Regions from separate parts of the Homo sapiens genome. Here region 2 is linked to region 1. Evidence: chromatin contacts called from ENCODE Hi-C or POLR2A ChIA-PET data. All regions are on one chromosome and are shown on one strand. The core of a region is the stretch at or near the end of the contact, and the rest is flanking DNA. Distances in the headings are between cores, read along the strand shown. Region 1 overlaps LOC105370502 (a long non-coding RNA gene). Region 2 overlaps FERMT2 (FERM domain containing kindlin 2).

Region 1 (4,135 bases), core at 884-3,383:
GGTAACTCTTATCTATATACCCATGTCCATCAAGATGAGACTACTTGTAGCTACCAAAACATCTTATTCACCAACTTATTTGACTGCCTGGTGAAAGCTTGTTCATTCAGAACACAACTCAGACATCACCATTTCATTGACATTGTCTCTGACATCTCCCCACTTTCCTCCAAAGCTAGAGTGAATTGCCTTCTCTGTACCTCTGAGCCTTACACATCTTTACACTTGCATATAATTTTCTTCAACATTTTATGAGGAAAATTTTCAAGCAGAAAAGTTGAAAGAATTTTGCAGTGATCACACAATTAATGTTTTATTGTGCTTACTTTGTCACATCTCTCTCTCTATCCATCAATCCACGTTTTTAGAAAAATGCTTTTCAAAGTAAGTTGCAGATATCGATATACTTTTTTCCAAATAACTCAGAATACATATCACTCAGAGTTCCTACATAACATATAGAGTTCTATATTTGTTTGTAATTCTTATTTTAAAATTTCATGTTAAATTTATGTACAATGAAATGTGAAATGCACAAATCTTAAGTGTACCATGAGATTCACTAAATCATACATGTGAGTAACCTACACACCTATCAAGATATAGAATATGACCCTGACCCTGAAAACTGTACTCAAGCCCCTTTCCAGGAAGTCTTCTCTTCTAGAGGCAGTGACTATTCCAATTTTCTTCCAACTAGTTTTGCCTGTTATAGAACTTTATATAAATTGAACTGTACAGTATATTCTCTTTCATGTAAGACTTCTTTTACTCAGCGTAATGTTTTTGAGATACATAGGTTGTATGTATCAGTACATTTTTTTTTTTTTTTTTTTTTTAAGATTCAGGGTCTCACTCTGTCGCCCAGGCTGGGGTGCAGTGGTGATCTTAAGTGTACCATGAGATTCACTAAATCATACTGTGTCCAAAATTGGTGGGTTCTTGGTCTCACTGACTTCCAGAATGAATCCGCGGACCCTCGCGGTGAGTGTTACAGTTCTTAAAGATGGTGTGTCTGGAGTTTGTTCCTTCTGATGTTCGGACGTGTTCGGAGTTTCTTCCTTCTGGTGGGTTCGTGGTCTCACTGGCTTCAGGAGTGAAGCTGCAGACCTCCGTGGTGAGTGTTACAGTGCTTAAGGCAGTGCGTCTGGAGTTGTTCATTCCTCCCGTCTGGAGTTGTTCATTCCTCCCAGTGGGCGCGTGGTCTTGCTGGCCTCAGGAGTGAAGCTGCAGACCTTTGCAGTGAGTGTTACAGCTCATAAAGGCAGTGTGGACCCAAAGCGTGAGAAGCAGCAAGATTTATTGCAAAGAGTGAAAGAACAAAGCTTCCACAGTGTGGAAGGGGACCTGAGCGGGTTGCCACTGCTGGCTGGGGCAGCCTGCTTTTATTCCCTTATCTGGCCCCATCCACATCCTGCTGATTGGTCAGTTTTACAGAGAGCTGATCGGTCCGTTTTACAGAGAGCTGATTGGTGCGTTTACAATCCCTGAGCTAGACACACATTGCTGATTGGTGTATTTACAATCCTCTAGCTAGATGTAAAAGTTCTCCAAGGCCCCACTAGATTAGCCAGACACAGAGCACTGATTGGTGTGTTTACAAACCTTGAGCTAGACACAGAGTGCTGATTGGTGCTTTTACAAACCTTGAGCTAGACACAGAGTGCTGATTGGTATATTTAAAATCCTTCAGCTAGACATAAAAGTTCTCTAAGTCCCCACCAGATTAGCTAGATACAGAGTGCTGATTGGTGCGTTTACAAATCTTGAGCTGGACACAGAGCACTGATTGGTGCACTTACAATCCTTTAGTTAGACACAAAAGTTCTCCAAGTCCCCACCAGATTAGCTAGATACAGAGTGCTGATTGGTGCATCTACAACCCCCCCTCTCCCACTAGACACAGAGTGCTGATTGGTGCATATACAATCCTCCCCTAGACATAAAAGTTCTCTCAAGTCCCCAACTGACTCAGGAGCCCAGCTGGCTTCCCCTAGTGAATCCTGTGCTGGGGACACGCTAGCAGAGCTGCCTGCCAGTCCCGCGCAGGCACGCCCACACCCCTCAGTCCTTGGGCAGTGGATGGGACCGGGCGCCTAGGAGCAGGGGGCGGCGCCGGTCGGGTAGGGTCGGGCTGGCGGGAGCCCGGGGCGGGGCTTGGGCATGGCTGGCTGCAGGTCCCCAGCCCTGCCACACGGGGAGGCGGCTGAGGCCCAGCAAGAATTCAAGCTCCGCGGGGGCAGGCCAGCAGTGCTGGGGGACCCGGCGCACCCTCCGCAGCTGCTGGCCCGGGTGCTAAACCCCTCACTGCCCGGGCCGGCGGTGCCGGCGGGCTGCTCTCAGTGCGGGACCTCGGAGCCTGCGCCCACCCGGAACTAGCCGCGTTCAGCCCTGGTTCCCGCCCCCGCCTCTCCCGCCACACCTCTCCACAAGCAGAGGGAGCTGGCTTCAGCCTCAGCCAGCACAGAGAGGGGCCCCCATAGCGCAGTGGCGGGCTGAAGGGCTCCTTGAGCATGGCCAGAGTGGACGCCAAGGCTGAGGAGGCGCCGAGAGCCAGTGAGGGCTGCTAGCATGTTGTCACCTCTCAATACATGTGAGTAACCTACACACCTATCAAGATATAGAACATTACCCCCACCCCGAAAAGTGTACCCAAGCCCCTTCCCAGGAAATAATCTCCTTTAGAGGCAATGACTATTCTGATTTTCTTCCAACTAGTTTTGCCTGTTATAGAACTTTATATCCATTGAACTGTACTCTTTCATGTAAGACTTCTTTTACTCAGCATAATGTTTTTGAGATACATAGGTTGTATGTATCAGTAATTTTTTTTTGTTTGCTTTTAGATTCAGGATCTCACTCTGTCACCCAGGCTGGGGGGCAGTGGTGCAGTCATAGCTCACTGCAGACTTGAGCTCCTGAGCTCAAGGAATTCTCCTGCCTCAGCCTTTCAAGTAGCTAGCACTGCTGGTATGCATCACGACCTCTGGCTAATTTTTTATGTTTTTCAGTAGAGACAGGGTTATTATTATTATTATTATTATTTTGTGACAGATTCTCACTCTGTTGCCCAGGCTGGAGTGTGGTGGCACGATCTTGGCTCACTGCAACCTCCGCCTCCTGGGTTCAAGTGATTCTCCTGCCTTAGTAGCTGGGACGACAGGCGTGTGCCATCACGCCAGCTAATTTTTGTATTTTTAGTAGAGACAGGGTTTCACTATGTTGGACAGGCTAGTCTCGAACTCCTGACCTCAGGTGATCTGCCCGCCTCGGCCTCCCAGAGTGCTAGGATTATAGGCGTGAGCCACCTCATCTGGCAGGGTCATTATTTTTTAAAAGTCTTTAAATTACCAAGTAATATTCCATTGTATAGATATACTAAATTCTAAAAATCCATTCTTCAGTTGAAGCACACCTGGGCTGTTTCCAGTTTCTGGCTATTGTGAACAAAGCTACTATGAATATTCCTGTGAAGGTCTTTTTGTTGATACACACACGCACACACTCAATTATATGACTGATATTTTTGGGTCATAGAATATTTACATTTAGTTTTTGTTTTTAAAAAAACTGCTGTACTTTTCCCCAAAATGATTATACCATTTACACTCCCACCAAAAATCTGTTGCTTCATATCTTCATCAATATTTGGTATTGTGTGAGTTTTAAATTGTAGACATTCTGGTGGATGTGTAATAGTGTTTCATTATGGTCTCATAAAATTTTGGTTTACTAGTCTTTCTCTGCAGACTTTGAACTTCCTGAAGACAGACATTTTATTCATATCTTCTGTACCTAATAATGTCTGATATAGAGTAGGGCTCAACAAATATTTGTTAAATTGAACTGATCTGAATTGAATCCTTCTGTACGTAGCAAATAAAAAAACCCACTTCTTTCCTCACTTTATCCCTTTAATCAAAAGGCAGGGTGAGGTTTTTTTTTTGTATTGCTTTGTTTTGTTTTTGAGACTGGGTCTCACTATGTCGCCCAGGCTGGAGTGCAGTGGTGCAATTATGGCTTACTGCAGCTTTGACCTCCTGGGCTCAAGTAATCGTCCCACCTCAGCCTCCTGAGTAGCTGGGACTACAGGTAAGTGCCACCATGCCTGGCTAATTAAAAAAATTTTTTTTTC
Region 2 (4,135 bases), core at 675-3,174, 300 kb before region 1:
ATAATGGTATGTCAAGGTAGGTTCACCAGTTACAATAAATGTACCATTCTGGTACAGACTTTGAGAGTAGGGAAGGTTGTGCATGTGTGAGGACAGAGGGTATGTGGGAATTCTCTGTACTTTTGCTCAACTTTGCTGTGAACCTACAACTCCTGTAAAAACTACAGTTTATTAATTTCTCAAAAATGGACAAATGATATAAACAATTAAAAAAAGGAACTTAGATGTCCAATAATGATTTAAAAACATATTTAGCTTTGTAAACTAAAACAAAATACTGTCTTTTTCTCTTGGAAACAAAAACAACAAAACAGACCATAATCAAGTGTTAGTGAGGATTTGTGGCAACGGGTTTTCATACATTGCTAGTTGGAATATAAACTGGTATAACCAACTGGGAGACAATTTGACAGTACTCTGAAATGAATTATGTATATATTTAAAACAGCAATTTTACTTCTACTTCTAGGTGGATACTCGAGAGAAATTCTTGCACACACGTACAAAACTTAGTAAGAAAATACCTACGTGGTAATGGCAATAACATATACAGTTTATGGATATATACACACAGAGATACGTGTGTGTGTGTGTGTGTGTGTGTATGTGTGTGTCTGTGTATTTTACAGTACTGGATACACACTGAACTTATGATAGTAGTTGCTTTGTAAAGGGAAGTTAGGATAATGAGACTCAAGAATTTTACCAGTATTACTTTGACTTCAAGTCATATTTGTCATTTGACAAAATGACAAAATATCAACAATTATTAATTCCAGATAATGGGAATTTGGTATTCTTTGTATTTTTCTCTATTTTAATAATAATAATAAAAACCCTGTTTCACTTTAAAAAAAATTTCAAGGGCATTAGATCAAAAAGGCAATGTGAATCTACCTGTATCTCCCCTCCTACATCCCGAATCCCCTGAAATGACAGCAAAAGATATTTAAAAATTGTAGGCGGGGAGGGAAGATGAACATCCATAACAGTGCTAGGAGACAGGAAACTACAGTAAGAGGGTAAATAATGAGTGATTCTTGAAGACAGAAAAAAGTTGGTATTGGTTTAAGGGAAGCCACAGCCCAAACTAAACACAAGAAATGGGTGAGGATTCAGACTCCTCCAAGCTCCAAGCCTACAGGCATAAGCAGCAGGCAGGGCTCTGGGTTAAGAGGTAGGTAGTCTCAGCACCTCCATACTGTCCACAGGTCAGTGCTTGAGGCATTGTACAGGAGCAGCATTTGCCCACAGGCTCTAGCAGTGAGTGTGGGTGCTGACACCAGCAAGGAAGATTGGGTACTCTGGCGCTAGCCCAACTAAAATATTTTCAAATGTTTTCAGCAATATTTAAAACATTTGAAAATGTTGCAGCATTTGCTCTAAGAGTGAAGCAACCTAACTGATCATTAACAGGGAAATGTGGTTATAAATTATACTTGATCTTAGCCAAAAAGGCCAAGAAGTAATTGGATGTAAATTAATAGTACGTCTATACTCTGAATTACAGCTTAAAAGAATGTATAACACATAGAAAGATCTCTAAGACATTACTAAGTTTAAAAAATACATATAAAATGCTCCTATTTATTAAAAAAAATCCGATATGTATGGACAAATAAATGCATAGAAAATCACCAAACTGTCAAGAATGATTACTTAGGGGAAGGGGGAGCTTACTATGTATGTCTATATTCATTGATTCTTTTACAACAGAGTGTATTTATAAATTACTAGTATAATTTAAAAATTTAACATGAATAAAAAACTGCAGTACTTTATTTGGAATTAAAATATGAGAAGTCACTAAATGTATCTTTAACCAAGAATTTCTCAAATAGGAAAAAATACAGCAGAGTTCTGCACTAGTGGTAGTGACAGCAGTTCACATTTTCTCAGATGGTTGAATACTTCCTGTCATATGACATAACTGGGTCAGCCAAAGTAACCCACATCTCATTTCAGAATGCATAAATAGAAATACTACAGAGATGTTCAAATTGTAGACTGGTGAAGGAAGACAACACTCATAGTCATTTCCTTAGGAGCTGTGTCAGGCCTTCAATGGAGGAAGTGACACAATCTGCCTGAATCACTAAAATCAAATAGTGACTTATGTGAAGGAAACATTGCAAAGCCATGTATGTTCCCCTGAAAATAGTGCCTGTTCCTTTAACCTCTCCATAAAAATAAAGTATTAAATATCAGATACAATTCTAGTAAGGAAAGAATCTCTACTAGGTTCTTCCTGTTCCACCTTAACCCAGCATTTATCTTAATATAAAAACTTTAATGAAGTAGAAATTTCACACACATACATATATACAGATAGTTCAGCCCATGCCCCATCCCTTGGGATAAGCTATGTCAGTCATCGGTCATCTGTACATCACATAACTCGTATTTTAAGAAGAATTTATGTAATACTTACTAAAAGTCTTACAGATGTCAGAAACAGCTTTGAAGACTCTATCAGAGAAATTCACTTTCACCTTCACATACTTCATGTTGGGAAGCTGCAGGCGGAGCAGTTTGTGCTGAGGGGTGAACTGAAGCTTAGCATCTGCCTGAATACCATACTTATCTAAGGTCCAATGTGTCTTCAGAAGCCAAGTTCTCTTCTTTTCCCACCAGAGAGCATGGTCAGACCAATCTTTTTTTACATCTATAAAAAACAAACAATAAACAAATCACTTAAAAATCACCAAGGTGATTTTGAGAAATTAAAAGCAGAAAACTAGATAATTGGGTATTTAACAGCAATAATTAACTACTAAGTTACTGTTATGTGACAGGTACAAAAGAAACATTAACAGCTGAGAAAACACGCTCTGTCCTGAAAAGCCAGTACACAAGGCAGCTGAGGCAGAATATATAGGGCAACTAAGAATGTTTGAGTCAACTACAAAATGGGACACATGGATGACAGAGAAAGTACCCTCTTATTCTCAGAAAACAGAATCCTGAGGGCTAGAATAGGAAGGATTAATAAAGACAAGGAGTTGGTGGGCTTGGAACTCGTCCTATAGGAATGGACAATAACATTCTGATGAGAAACTGAACAGACTGTGGTTTATGAAGTTGCAGAAATGTGTGAAGGTGAATAATGGGTGGTGAAAAGATGGGGAACCAAAGTGAACAGAGACCAATATCCTAGGTGAAGAGGAGGAACAGGGAAAACACCCATGAGAAACACTATAACTTAAGAGAAAGCTCTAAAAATAAAAAAATAAAAAACTACATTCTGGCCACATGTGCTCTCCCAAATAGATCCCCGAAAATGGATCTAAAGTCACACTGCCCAACATTTTTCTCTGAGCACGTTTTGGTACAAGTATAACAGGAAACATTAATATCTGTTCAACTATTTAACAGCCTTATGCAACTAAATGAAACCAAATAAAGAAAAGAATGTAATTTACACAAGATTTAGCTACCCCCAGATAAGGCAGGTCGTAACAATAAACTTGTAGCAGTAAAATCCAACTTCAACTAGTTATTTATTTACTTATGACTAGGATAGGAAGTTGGTTTTTAAAGCTGCAATCAAAGTAAAGACTGCTGGGATCAACTGTATGTTAAACTTACTAAGTGCCAAAAAAAGGGAAAGTGATGTTTCAAAAAACAAAACAAAACAAAACACACACAAAAAGAACAGGCCCAGCGTGGTGGCTCATGCCTGTAATCCCAGAACTTTGGTAGGCTGAGGCTGGAGGATCGCTTGAGCCCATGAGTTCGAGACCAGGCAAGGCAACATGGTGAAGTCCCATCTCTATAATTTTTTTTTTTTTAATTAGCCAGGCATGGTGGCATGTGCCTGTAGTCCCAGCTACTCAGGATGCTGAGGTAGGAGGATCACTTGAGCCCATAAGGTCAAGGTTGCAGCGAGCTGTGATGTGAAACTACATTCCAGCCTGGGCAAGGGAGCGAGACTCTGTCTCAAGGAAAACAACTTCCAGGGGAAGGAAAAACATGTGAATGCTGGGCACAGTGGCTCACGCCTATAATCCCAAAACTTTGGGAGGCTGAGGCGGGCAGATCACTTGAGCCCAGGAATTCAAGACCAGCCTGGACAATGTGGTGAAACCCCATCTCTACAAAAAATTAGCTGGGCATGGTACATGTGCCTGTAGTC

Evidence for each region. Hi-C counts contacts between places; a loop is a spot of excess contacts on that map. ChIA-PET counts read pairs that join two places held with the same protein, here RNA polymerase II (POLR2A). Pooled maps may share reads with other maps.
Region 2: a pooled map shows a loop between it and region 1 (5-fold over the local background). The contact joins two enhancer-like sites. A Hi-C loop is called at or near these places in 6 of 50 pooled maps. POLR2A ChIA-PET finds 5 or more read pairs at or near these places in 2 of 52 experiments (activated CD4-positive, alpha-beta T cell and activated T-cell).

The regions. Positions count from the first base shown.
Region 1 is chr14:53,215,463-53,219,597 of GRCh38, forward strand. The region is part of intron 5 of LOC105370502 (a long non-coding RNA gene); the gene reads left to right. Among named protein-coding and RNA genes, the nearest start is that of DDHD1-DT, 64 kb to the left of the region's middle. RefSeq lists a silencer at 2,029-2,448. Within about 2 kb of position 2,134, at least 21 of the 41 ENCODE cell types and tissues checked have a DNase peak (open chromatin) inside an H3K27ac peak, as active enhancers do.
Region 2 is chr14:52,916,692-52,920,826 of GRCh38, forward strand. FERMT2 (FERM domain containing kindlin 2) reads right to left here. Exons shown (of 15, transcript NM_006832.3): 3 at 2,432-2,665. All of the region lies in intron 2 of LOC105370500 (a long non-coding RNA gene), which reads left to right. Among named protein-coding and RNA genes, the nearest start is that of FERMT2, 32 kb to the right of the region's middle. RefSeq lists an enhancer at 1,928-2,037. Within about 2 kb of position 1,925, at least 8 of the 41 ENCODE cell types and tissues checked have a DNase peak (open chromatin) inside an H3K27ac peak, as active enhancers do.